2 separate regions of the Homo sapiens genome follow, and region 2 is linked to region 1. Evidence: chromatin contacts called from ENCODE Hi-C data. All regions are on one chromosome and are shown on one strand. The core of a region is the stretch at or near the end of the contact, and the rest is flanking DNA. Distances in the headings are between cores, read along the strand shown. Region 1 holds the start of SAMD4B (sterile alpha motif domain containing 4B). Region 2 holds the start of C19orf47 (chromosome 19 open reading frame 47).

Region 1 (6,785 bases), core at 556-3,055:
TTGGGGGAAAATTAGGTGTGTGTGAGGGTCTTCTTCAAGGGATTCTAGAGGATTTAGGGGACCTGTGTGAGCAAGTTCAGGGAGGGATATCTCTAGAAAAGTCCCTTAGTAAGGCAGAAGTATTGATTCAAGGGGTTCTGGTGGTGTCAGGAAGGTCTTGGAGGGATTTCAAGAACATACGTCAGGAGGGCTCCAGGGGGTCGCTGGGGTCTCTAAGCTGTGTGTGTGTGTGGGGGGGGGGGGTCCTGAAAACCTGCATATCAGAGGGGTCACCAAGAGAATCTTACGGTCTTACAGGGGTTGTGAGGAGGATCTTCAGAAAATTCCTCTAAAACCGGTCTGCAAGGGGGGATTCTGAGGTGTTAGTGAAGGGGAGTTCTACGGGATCTGAGAGAAAAACCATGAGGAAAGTTTTCAGGATCCTTAAACAATTTTTGGAGCGTGTGATGTGGGGGACTGGAAAAGATGTGGAGTATGTAAAAGGGATTTTGGAAGAAGCTTTTGGAATATGATGCTGAGAGTCCTCTGGAGATTTCAGGCAATTGCTGGAGATTTTTAGAATGAGTGGGGGTGGGGAAGGGGATCCCGGTGAAGATCACTGGGCTACATGAGGGTGATCTCTAGGGCATTTTAGGGTGGTGAGACCAGGGGGAGACAGGAGGCCTCTGGGGGAGACTTTTGGGATCTGTGGAAAGGTCCAGAGGGATACGTGAAGGGGGAGTGTGTATGAGAGATGGTTGCAATACGGTGGGGAGGGGGATGGAGTCTTCTAGGTGAGTTTTTGGGATCTGGGGGCATTTCACAAAGTCTGTGAGGAAGATTTATTTTGGGGATATGGGAAGGAGATCTTCAGGGAAGATGATCACGGTCCGTCGGGGGCATTCTGAAGGACTTCTGGGAGGGGGAATCAGAAATGCAGGGGGTATGAGCGGAAAATCTCCAAGGAGGTTTCTGGAATGGGGTAAGTGGGAGGGAAAATTCTTAGGATCCGGGAGGGGGAAGTCGGGTGAGCCTGTTGGGCTGTGAGAGGCAGGGCTCCGGGGGAGAGTTCTGGAATGGACAGGGGTCCGGAGGGAGCCTTGGGGAGGTGTGCAGGGCTCGTGAGGGAGGCTCCTGGAGCAGCTATGAGAGCCACGCTGTGGAATGGACGAGGAGTGGCCTCCGAGGACTATTTCTGGAGACAGGAGGAGGACGGGGGCTTCGGGGCCAAAGGGCGGGGGTCTGCGAGGAAAGCTGCTGGGACCCATGAAGGGCTCGAGGAGGCGACTCCACGGGAGGGGTGGGTTTTGCGGGGACCTTTCAGGGCGCACACGGGGGATCGGCAGGCTTTCCGGGGCTCTCCGAGGGGGATGTGCGGGGGGTCCTGAGGAGAGGCCCCCGGCCCGGCCCCTCGGCAATCCCGAGGGCATGAGAAAGATTTCGGAGGGAAGCTTCGGCCAGGGCCCAGGAGGGAGACTGGGGACGGGCGCGGGGCTTCTCCCGTGGGGCCCGGCCCCCCGAGGCCCGCGTTCCGCACCCGCCCGCCGCCGCCGCCCGCGGTTCGGGGTCCCTGAGGGGGCGGGGCCGCCCGCGCGGCCTGGGTCGCCCTGAGGGGAGCCCCGCGCGCCCCGACTCGCCGCCGCCCCGCGCCGGCCCGGCCCGAGACTCACCGCCTCGGCCTTCGCCGCCACCGCCGCCGCTCGGGCCTCCTCAGGCCACCGCCGCCGCCGTCGCCCCCTCTCGGGCCCGCAAGCTCCCCTCCCTCCTCCCGCACCGACCACCGCCGCCGCCGCCGCCGCCGCCGTCGCGCTGCGTCACCGCGCCGTGCGTCACCGCCCCTGGCCCCGCCCCGACGGGGGCCGCCGCGCGCCGGCATTAGCTCACGCCCGGGTGACGAACGGCGCGCCAGCCAACGGGCGGCGAGGGCAGCCCGAAGGGCGGGAGGTGTGAGCCGAGTAAGGCGGGGTCGCGGCGAGGGGGGAGCGACGGTGGTGGAACGGGGCCCAAGAGGCCCGCCCCCTCCTCGGCGGGATTGGTCGGACGTGGGGGTGACGGGCAGTCGGCCAGGCCTGGGGTTTGGGGCTGGGGGGCGGGGAAGGGGCGGGGCGCGCGGGGCGTTGCCCAGGGCAACGGGCCCGGCGGAGTCTGAGGTTGGGCCTCCAGGCCCGCAGGGGGCAGGCTCGCGCGCGTCCACCCCAGCTGCCCCGAGCGAAGTCACAGTTCCTGATTCAGGCGTTCCAGGCCTCCTCTTCCCCGCCCCTTGGGTGGCCCGCCTCACCCAAGGCTGTCCTCAGTGGGCGTCTGCACTCGGGCTTCTGGGCGCTCGGCTTTCTCATCGCGCTGTTCTCAGCCTTGCCGCTTGCTCTCTCCGATGGGAATGGCGAGGCGAGATCTAGCCTTTAGGGTGGGAAGAGAATGCACAGAAAGCGCTAAGGATCAAGGAGGCTGTCAATAAACGGGAGTTGTTGCTGTGACTTTGGTTGTGATCTGTGCGTTCCACAAACTGTATTGGGTCCGGGTGAACTAATCAGAGGGACCTGTGTTCAGAAGGCTCTCGGTGACAGAGATCTGGCTTGTTACAGGCACTTAGAGAGGCAGTCGGGATGGAGGGTCGAGTTGAAGACAGGGAGGGGTGAGGAACGAGCAGAGGCCAGTTGTTTGGCCACTTGAGGGAGTTTGGACTTGTCCCGAGGGCACTAGGGAGCCGTGAAGGGCTTCAAGCCGGGGAGGATCATGGTGAGTCTGGGGTTTTGGAGAGATGTCTCTCTGGCTTATACATGGAGGGCGGATTGGAGGGAATGAAACGGGATCGGGAGTCCAGGGAGGCAGCTGGGGGAGGGGGTGGGGAAGAAAGAGGGGGTTTGCACGAGGGAGGGACTGTGGGGAGGGAAGGAGGTGCAGGTGGGAGGGACGCCCTGGAGGCAGAGCGAACGGGCCCTGACACTGGCTGGCTATGGAGTGGAAGGGGGAGAAAAGTTTAGGACCAGGCCCCTCTAGCCGGGAGACTGGGCGCCAGAAGCAGGTTGGGAAGATACTAAGCCCAATGTGGATGCCTAGTAGCGAGGTCCAGGAGGTGCACAAACCCTGGGTCTGGAGCTTAAGGGAGAAATTGAGGCTGGAGACCAAGATTTAAGGATCGTCAAAGATGGTAATTGAGGCTGTGGGAGTTAGGGGTCTAGCCCGGGGAGGGTATGAAGGGTCACTGGAGACAGGGACTGAACAGAACCCTGAAACAGAGAGGCAGGATTTGAGCAAAGGAATTGACGCTGTCGATGAATATTGCAAAAGGCAGCCAGAGAGAGGAAAACCAGGAGAGTGTGGCATTATAGACGCTTTGAGGAAAGGCTGTTTCACCAGGGTGGGGCCATGTCACAAACCCCATCCACTACCTCCTGCATTTAAGCAACAGCCTTCACACTGCATAGAATTATTGTGCTCATTAACTGCTGGTTCATTAATTCATTCAATAATATTTCTTGACTATCTAATATGTGCCAGGCTCTGCTTAAGGTGCTAGAAACACAACAATAGGATGAGCGCGGTGGCTCACACCTGTAATCCCAGCATTTTGGGAGGCCGAGGCAGGTGTTCGAGACCAGCCTGACCAACATGGTGAAATCCCATCTCTACTAAAAATACAAAATTAGCGGGGCGTGGTGGCACATGCCTGTAGTCCCAGCTACTTGGGAGGCTGAGGCAAGAGAATCGCTTGAACCCGGGTGGCGGAGGTTGCAGTGAGCCAAGATCGTGCCATTGCACTCCAGCCTGGGCAACAACAGTGAAACTCCGTCTCAAAAAAAAAACAAAAAAAAAACAAAAAGACTTACATTCTAGTTCTTGGGGACACAAACAATAAGGAAATACAGTGTAACTTCGTGATAAGTACCAAGGAGAAAAAGAAAGCAGTGGCTGGGCATGGTGACTCATGCCTGTAATCCCAGCACTTTGGGAGGCTGAGGCTGGTGGATCACTTGAGGCCAGGAGTTTGAGACCAGCCTGGCCAAAGTGGCAAAACCCTGTCTCTACTAAAAATGCCAAAAATTAACTGGGCATAGTGATGCGTGCCTGTAGTTCCAGCTACTCAGGAGGGTGAGGCAGGAGAATCACTTGAACCCAGGAGTCGGAGGTTGCAATAAGCCGAGATTTGCCATTGCACTCTAGCCCAGGTGACAGAGCGAGACTATGTCTCTAAATAAATAAACAAATAAATAACAAGAAAGCAGCTAAGGGAATGGAGTAATGCAGCCAGAATTAATTTACATGGGGAAAGGCCTCTTTCATTAGGTGAGACTGAAACAGAAATCTGAAGGAATGAAGGAGAAAGTGGGTTCCAGAAAGAGAAAACAGCAAGTGCAAAGGCCATGTAGTAGGATCATTCACAGAACCACAAAGGGGCCAGCATTGCTGGAGTGGAGTGAGCAAAAGAGGGCAGTGAAGGACAAGGTCCAAGAGGCAATGGGGTAGGGGTGGTGACAGATAACTTAGTATTTTAGTCATTGTTGGTGTGTGTGTGTGTGTGTGTGTGTGTGTGTGTGGGGGGGGGGGGCAGGGTCTCACTCTGTTGCCCAGACTGGATTGTAGTGGTGCGATCGCGGCTCACTGCAACCTCGGCTCACTGCAACCCCTGCCTCCTGGGTTCAAGTGATTCTCCTGCCTCAGCCTCTGGAGTAGCTGGAACTACAGCCGTATGCCATCAAACCTGGCTAAGTTTTGTATTTTTAGTAGAGATGGGGTTTCACCATGTTGCCCAGGCTGGTCTTGAACTCCTGGACTCAAGTGATCTGCCTGCCTCGGCCTCCCAAAGTGTTGGGATTACAGGCGTGAGCCACTGCGCCTGGCCTGCTGTTTGGTTTTTAGAGATAGGATCTTACTCTGTCACCTGGGCTGGAGTGCAGTGGTGTGATCCTAGCTCACTGCAGCCTCAAACTCCTGGGCTCAAGTGATCCTCCCAACCTCAGCCTCCCAAGTAGCTGGTACCTGGGATTACAGACACATGCCACCATGCCCGGCTACTTTTAAAATTTTTTTGTAGAGACAAGGTCTTGCTATGTTGCCCAGGCTGGTCTTGAACTCCTGGTCTCAAGCAATTCTCCTGCCTTGGCCTCCCAAAGTGCTGGGATTACAGGCATGAGCCACTGTGTCTGGCCCATGGGAGGGTTTGAGACCAGCCTGGCCAACATGGTAAAACCCTGTCTCTACTAAAAATACAAAAATATGGCTAGGCGCGGTGGCTCACACCTGTAATCCCAGCACTTTGGGAAGCTGAGGTGGGCTGATCACGAGGTCAGGAGTTCGAGACTAGCCTGACCAACATGGTGAAACCCCGTCTCTACTAGAAATACAAAAATTAGCTGGTTGTGGTGGCGCACACCTGTAATCCCAGCTACTCATGAGGCTGAGGCAGGAGAACTGCTTGAACCTGGGAGGTGGAGGTTGCAGTGAGCCGAGATTGTGCCACTGCACTCCAGCCTGGGTGACAGAGAGACACTCCATCTCAAGAAAAAAAAAAAAAAATTAGCCGGGTGTGGTGGCTCACGCCTGTAATCCCAGCTACTTGGGAGGCTGAAGTGAGAGAATCGCTTGAACCCAGGAGGCGGAGGTTGCGGTGAGCTGAGATGGTGCCACTGTACTCCAGCCTGGGTGACAGAGCGAGACCCCTGTCTCAAAAAAAAAAAAAAAGAAAAGAAAAAAAGAAAACCAGGCAAGTGTGGTGTCATGAAGACGATGTTTCAGGGAACAGGGAGTGATGGGCTGTGTCAGATGTGGCTGAGGAGGAGTGAGAATTGACCATTAGATCCAGCACCGTGGAGTGCATGGGTGACCTTGACAAGGGCATGTCAGCTGAGAGGAATACAGGTGAAAGGCTGATTGGAGAAGGCAGAAGAGAAAACTGGGAGGAGAAATTGGAGGCAGCAATGTAGATTATTCTTTTGAGAAATCTTTTTTTTTTTTTTGAGAAGGAGTCTCACTCTGTCACCCAGGCTAGAGTGCAGTGGCGCAATCTTGGCTCACTGCAAGCTCCGCCTCCTGGGTTCACGCCATTCTCCTGCCTCATCCTCCTGAGTAACTGGGACTACAGGCACCTGCCACCACGCCCGGCTAATTTTTTGTATTTTTAGTAGAGACGGGGTTTCACCTTGTTAGCCAGGATGGTCTCGATCTCCTGACCTCGTGATCCACCCGCCTTGGCCTCCCAAAGTGCTGGGATTACAGGCATGAGCCACCACGCCCGGCCTCTTTTGAGAAATCTTGCAGAAAAGGGAAGGAAATGAGTGAGCAGCAGCTGGACAGGAGATACAGTTTTATGTTTTTAAGATGGAAGAGGCCAGACACAGTGACTCACGCCTGTAATCCCTGCACACCAGGAGGCTGAGGCAGGAGGATCGCTTGAGGCCAGGAGTTTGAGGCCAGCCTGGGCCACATAGCGAGATCCTGTCTCTATAAAAATCAAAAGTAAAATTGGCCAGGCATGGTGTTGCGTGCCTATAGTCCCAGCTACCTAGGAGGCCAAGGTGGGAAGGTGGCTTGAGCCCAGGAGTTGGAGACTGCAGTGAGCCATGATTACACCGCTGCACTCCAGCCTGGGTAACAGAATGAGACCCTGTCTCAAAATAAAAGAAAAAAAGAAAAGAAAAAAATTAAGATGGAAGAAGTAACACTGCATGGAGGCTAAGGAGAAAGATCCAGGAGGCATGGGGACGTTGGTGAGACAAGAGGGAGAGAGAGGACAGCTGCAGAGATGTAGGTGAAGGGGTAGAGTCCAGTGTAGGGTCCGGGGTTTGCCCACCATGGAGGGAAGTGGGCCA
Region 2 (6,695 bases), core at 3,857-6,356, 1.0 Mb before region 1:
GGCAGGGCTCAGGGAAATTACCTGCTTAGGTTGCACAGCATTGGTTTGTCAGTTGGAAATTTGTTTGTTTTTTGAGATGGTGTCTCACTCTGTCACCAAGACTGGAGTGCAGTGGCAGGATCTCGGCTCAAAGCAACCTCCATCTTCCAGGTTCAAGTGATTCTCATGTCTCAACCTCCTGAGTAGGTGGGATGACAGGTGCCCGCCACCACACCTGGCTAATTTTTGTATTTTTTGTAAAGACAGTGTTTCACCATATTGGCCAGGCTGGTCTCGAACTCCTGACCTCGAGTGATCTGCCCACCTCAGCCTCCCAAAGTGCTGGGATTATAGGGATCAGCTAGGAATTTGAACCCAGAGCTCAGTTGTATTCCAGGGCAGTACATGGTTGAACTAATTCATGAACAAAACAATGCAAAATCTCCCTTCATCACATCAGGCGAGGGACCCTGCAGCTTGAGGGAGGCGTGAGCCTGCAAAAGTGCAGGGTGTGGAGTGAGACAATGGGGCTTCTTGCATTCATTTTTGATTTTTTTTGAGACAGGGTCTCCTCGCTTTGTTGCCCAGGCTGGAATGCAGTGGTGGGAACACATCTCACTGCAGCCTGGAACTCCTGGGCTCAAGTGATCCTCTCGCCTCAGCCTCCTGAGTAGCTGGAACCACAGGTGTGTGCCACCATGCCCAGCTAGTTTTTTATTTTTTTGTAGAGTTGGGATCTCACCACATTGCCCAGGCTGCTATTGAACTGCTGGGCTCAAGTGATCTGCCTACCTCAACCTCTCAAAGTGCTGGGATTACAGGCATAAGCCACTGTGCCTGGCCTCAAAGCACTTAATATATTTGTTTTATTTTTTTAAATTGGACTTAATATATTTAATTTTCACAACAGTCCTCTTAAAAATCCCACTTAGGGAATTAAGGATCCAGAGAGGTGAAGTCACAGGTATAAAGAGAAATAGGATATGTGGTAAGCCTGGAACTGGACTTTGGTTAAAAAAAAAGAGAGAGGAAATGGAGCAAGGATTTGAACCCAAGCTGCCTCAAGCTTCCAGGGACAGATGCCACATGACAGCTGCCTCTCCTGTTGTTCATCATCTGTAGATCCCCTGCTGCCTGCCCCCCACCGTCTGGGACAGCAGCTGAACCCCGTGGTGGCGCCGGCCTCTCAAAAATTCCGTTAGCATTTCCCTAGCCTGCCCTCAAATTTTATGACTATTTATTTATTTATCTGAGATGGAGTCTTGCTCTGTTGCCCAGGCTGGAGTGAAGTGGTGTGATCTCGGCTCACTGCAACCTCTGCCTCCCGGGTTCAAGCGATTTTCCTGCCTCAGCCTCCTGAGTAGCTGGGATTACAGGCACAAGCCACAACGCCCAGCTAATTTTATATAATTTTGGTAGAGATGAGGTTTCACCATGTTGGTCAGGGTGGTTTCGAACTCCTGACCTCAAGTGATCCGCCCGCCTCAGCCTCCCAAAGTGCTGGGATTATAGGCGTGAACCACCACGCCCGGTCTCGATCTTTGACAGGGATATTTGAAACTTTCTCCCAACATAAAGGATATGTGAGTGCGGACTGAAGAAGATTCTGGCTCTCTTTCCAATAAGGCTGCCTCTCACTAGTCGATCCTGGGTAGAAGTTCTGGAGCTGCCACAGCTCAGGGTGATGGCTTCATGTCACACTGGACCGCATCCCTCCTCGGCTCCACATCCTCCTGTGGCACCCACCTCACTGGGAGTAAAAGCCAGCCTTCTGCATGGCTCACAAGGCCTTCCACGATGTGCCCCATCACCCCTCCAATGTCGTCTCTTGCCCCTCTCCTCTCTCACTGACCTCCTTGCTATTCCTTAAATATTCCAAGCTTGCTCCTACCGCAAGACTTTTGCTTTTGCTGTTCTCTTTGCCCAGCATGCTGTTCCCCCAGAGGGCCATGTCACTCTTTCTTTCTCTCTCTCTTTTTTTGAGACAGAATCTCGCTGTCGCCCAGGCTGGAGTGCAATGGCGCAATCTCAGTTCACTGCAACCTCCGCCTCCCTGGTTCAAGCGATTCTCCTGCCTCAGCCTCCTGAATAGCTGGGATTACAGGTGTCTGCCACTATGCCTGCCTAATTTTTTGTAATTTTAGTAGAGACGAGGTTTCACCATGTTAGTCAGGCTGGTCTCGAACTCCTGACCTCAGGTGATCTGCCAGCCTTGGCCTCCCAAAGTGCTGGGATTATAGGCATGAGCCACTACGCCTGGCCGTTTTTTTGTTTTGTTTTGTTTTTTTGTTTTGAGACAGGGTCTCCGTCTGTTGCCCAGGCTGGAGTGTATTGGCAAAATCATGGCTCACTGCAGCCTCGAACTCCCAGGCTCAAGCGATCCCCCCACCTCTCAGCCTCCCAAGTAGCTGGGACCACAGGCGCACACCACCATACCTGGCTAATTTTTGTAGAGATGGGGTTTCGCTATGTTGCCCAGGCTGATCTCAAACTCCTGAGCTCCAGCGATCCACCTTCCTCAGCCTCCCAAAGTGCTGTGATCACAGGCGTGAGCCACCGTGCCCAGCCCTACTCTCTCTTCTCCTTCAAGTATTTGTTTCAAATGTCACCTTCTCAGAAAGCTTTCCCTGACCACCCTATTTAAAACTATAACCTTGACCCCACATTCCCCATGCCCCTTCTAATACATCCAATAATCTACTTACCTATTTACCCATTGCCTCTTACCCCCACTAGAGTGTAGTACACAGTCCATAAGGCCAGATTTTTTTTTTTTTTTTGAGATGGGGTCTCACTCTGTCACCCAGGCTGGAGTGCAGTGGTGCGATCTCAACTCACTGCAGCCTCCGCCTCCTGGGTTCAAGCAATCCTCTCACCTCAGCCTCCCGAGTTGCTCAGATTTTAGGGGCGCGCCACCATGCCTGGCTAATTTTTGCATTTTTAGTAGAGATGGGGCTTCACCATGTTGTCCAGGCTGGTCTCAAACTCCTGGTCTCAGGTGATCCACCCACTTCACCTCCCAAAGTGCTTGGATTACAGGTGTGAGCCATTGCGCCAGGCCGAGATATTTTTGTCTGTATTGTTCATTGAGGTATCCCCAGTGTCTAGCAGTGTTGGGCACATATATAGTACATGCTTAAGAATTATGTGCAGAATGATTAATTTGTGTTTTCATTCCCATATTGCAGATGCAGTAACTGAGGCGCTGGGAGGTTAAGTTAGTTGCCCAAGATCATGCAGTTTTTTTTTTTTTTTTTTTTTTTGAGACGGAGTCTCGCTCTTGTTGCCCAGGCTACAGTGCAATGGCACGATCTAGGCTCACTGCAACCTCCGCCTCTCAGATTCGAACGATTCTCCTGTCTCAGCCTCCCGAGTAGCTGGGATTACAGGCATGTGCCACCATGCCTGGCTAATTTTGTATTTTTAATAGAGATGGGGTTTCTCCATGTTGGTCAGGCTGGTCTCGAACTTCCGACCTGAGGTGATCCGCCCGCCTCGGCCTCCCAAAGTGCTGGGATTACAGGCGTGAGCCACCGCGCCTGGCCTATTATTATTATTTTTTTTTGAGACGGAGTCTCGCTCTTGTTGCCCAGGCTGGAGTGCAATGGCGCGATCTCGGCTCACTGCAACCTCCACCTCCCCGGTTCAAGCCATTCTCCTGCCTCAGCCTCCCGAGTAGCTGGGATTATAGGCATGCACCACCACGCCCGGCTAATTTTGTATTTTTAGTAGAGACGGGGTTTCTCCATGTTGATCAGGCTGGTCTCGAACTCCCGACATCAGGTGATCCGCCCACCTTGGCCTCCTAAAGTGCTGGGATTACAGGCATGAGCCACCGCACCCGGCCGAGGGTGACATGGTTAATAACAATATTAGCCAAAAACACCATGTCAAGCTGAGCCTACCACAAGAATAAACTCACAGAATCGTCACACTCAGCCCTGATGTGGATGTCCCCGTGTGCATTTTGCAGATGAAGCTGGGATTGGAAAGGTGCCATAAGGCAGTCAAGGTATCCAGAGGTGTAGTGGTGGGGCTGGGATTCTGACACACCCCAGGTAATGGGCTGCAGTACCCCGTATGTTATGTGAGATGTGACACGGGGAAATGACGAAGACACGGAGGGAAGAAAAATAACTGTAAGGCTGGGTGGCTCCTTATGGGGAAAACTGGAAGCATGAGGAGTGGATGGTGACTGGTCAGAGGAACAGTGATGCCAAGGGAGGGACAAAGACACAAGGGGTAATGATGACGTAAGAGTTGCATTAGCGCGATTTAAGAAGAGCGATGGGGACAGTAGCCATGCGAAGGTGACTTGGGGGTATGATGAGGGTTTAAAGAGAAATGAGGATTTTATAAAGGAGAAATGGCAACAAAAGCAGGATGCAGGTAACATATGGCGATGACGAATTTAAAGGGAGCGATTACGACCTATGGTGGCAAAGAGGGCTTACAGGGAACGAAAGCGAGTTAAGGGCGTTGATGACAACAAGAGGAGTTGTGAGGATTTAAAGAGGGTGATGGCGACAGAAGGAGTTGTGAGGATTTAAGTGGGATGAGACAGAAGGAGAGGAATGGTGACATAAAGAGACCGAGGACGACATAAATTATAGCGTGGAAGACAACGCTATAATTATATATATTATATTCCATATATTATATTCCATATAATATATATTATATTCCATGCATTATAGCGTGGAAGACAACACGAGGAGGGTAGCCGAGGCGCCGCGCCCCCAGATCGCACAGTACCTGCACTCCACGTCTCCCACTCCGAGACCCAGCCCCACACGCACCTTCCAGGCTGTATCCCCGCCTGACGGCCCCTCCTAGCCGCGCGCAGGCGCACTACGGCTAGACTGCAGGCCGGCGGGGGCCAGGCATGCGCCTTTCTCATTGGCCGCGCCGCTTGCTAGCTTCGGGCGGAGGGGAGCGCCGGGCCGACGGTGGGCGGTCACGTGACGGTTACGACTGCACTCTCGCTGGTGTCGGTGGGCGGTCACGTGATGGTTATGGCCGCACTCTCGCTGGTGGCGGCCTGTTGGGGTAGAGCGGCCGCGGACGAGTCAGTTCAGCTTCCGGCGGTGAGAGGATGCTTCCGGGGCGGGCAGCCCGGGCCGGGGGAGGAGTGTCTGACAGTTGGCGCCGCCGGGAGGGAGGGCGGGCGGCGCGAGTGGGCGCGGGCCCGGTGGGCCAGGTGAGGCGCGGGCCGGGGGTGGTGGGACTGGGCCGGTTGCGGTAGGGACGGGTGGCGTCCGGGTGTCTGGACTCAGTTCGGGCTCCGTTGTACGGCTTCGGACTTACGATTTGTTTCTTTGAGCCTCAGTTTCCTCCCCTGTGGAATGGGGGTTAGAATCCGACTGTATCACCGGCTTTATAAATGGGAGTGAGAAGTCAGGTCGTGTACGTTGGATGCCTTAGCTCAGCGCCTCCGCATAACGCTCACTTCGTTACTATACTATTATTATTAGTATTGATGTTTGAGCGCTTAGTATGAAAAATTGTTGGGTTTGGAAGCCGTCGAATTTTGGTTCAAGTCCCGCTCCACTGTGCGGCAGTGGGGCCTGTGTCTTCGCTTCCTTGAACCCCGTTTTTTCTCATCTGTACAATGAGAGCAGATAGTCCCAATATCATAGGGTCGTCTTGAGGATTCTGATGAAATCTGTGTGTGTAAAGATTTTAAGCAGAGGGGCTGGCACAGTGAGAGCTCGTGGATTGGGACTATAATGATAATGATTCTGAGAGTCATTGGTGTAGCTGGGAATTCCAGGGAAGCTGGGGGAGAAAGCTCAGAGACAGCAATAGGAAAAACTTAGAATTGGAGCCGGGGAAATCGACATCCTGTCACTTACTATTTGACCAATTTTGCTGAGTCCTGAAGTACTAGTTTTTTTCTTTTTCTTGATAATGACTAGTGCATTTTTTTCCCCAGTAAGTTAATTTGAGAAGGCAAATTTGCATTGCTGTCTTCTTCTTTTTTTTTTCTTTGAGACGGAGTTTCGCTCTTGTTGCCCAGGCTGGAGTGCAATGGTGCAATTTCGTCTCACCGCAACCTCCGCTTCCTGGGTTCAAGGGATTCTCCTGCCTCAACCTTCCGAGTAGCTGGGATTACAGGCATGCGCCACCACGCCCGGCTAATTTTTTTTGTATTTTAGTAGAGACGGGGTTTCTGCATGTTGGTCAGGCTGGTCTCGAACTTCTGACTTCAGGTGATCTGCCCGCCTCTGCCTCCCAAAGTGCTGGGATTACAGGTGTGAGCCACCGTGCCCGGCGCATTGCTGTCTTCAATGGAAAACTAGCATTGCTGGCCATGAGAGGAAGGAAAAGTTCAGGTAAAATACAATGGAAACTGAACAGCCCATTACATTGTACACTGAAATGGAAAGATAATTGAAAAGGAATACTACGTATTCCCTTTGAATAGGGATACTGTTCAGAACCTGTACTGTGTGATTCCCTGTTGTCAGATCCCATGGACCCCCATTAAGTTGTCCTTATACTTGTTCCCAGCTCACACTTTGTATAAAACTAGCATTAAGTCAGTGACTGTCCCACTGTTTCCCTAGCTTACTGAAGATTTGTTTTATTTGATGCACACTTAACATCGCACTTAACCACCTGCCGTGCATCTTTGTTCTAAGGACTCTGTTTATTAACTCGTTTAATCCTTGTAACACCTTTAAGAATGGGTCCTTGGCTGGGCGTGGTGGCTC

The links. Hi-C counts contacts between places; a loop is a spot of excess contacts on that map. Pooled maps may share reads with other maps.
Region 2: a pooled map shows a loop between it and region 1 (13-fold over the local background). The contact joins the promoter of C19orf47 here to the promoter of SAMD4B in region 1. A Hi-C loop is called at or near these places in 2 of 37 single-sample maps with no recorded cell type and 10 of 50 pooled maps.

What each region holds. Positions count from the first base shown.
Region 1 is chr19:39,337,441-39,344,225 of GRCh38, reverse strand. It overlaps SAMD4B (sterile alpha motif domain containing 4B), which reads right to left and starts at 1,805. Exons shown (of 14, transcript NM_001384574.2): 1 at 1,650-1,805. RefSeq lists a silencer at 1,687-2,116.
Region 2 is chr19:40,346,808-40,353,502 of GRCh38, reverse strand. It overlaps C19orf47 (chromosome 19 open reading frame 47), which reads left to right and starts at 5,106. Exons shown (of 9, transcript NM_001256441.2): 1 at 5,106-5,179. PLD3 (phospholipase D family member 3) reads right to left here and starts at 4,808. Exons shown (of 13, transcript NM_012268.4): 1 at 4,735-4,808. RefSeq lists an enhancer at 4,862-5,151 and a silencer at 5,142-5,231.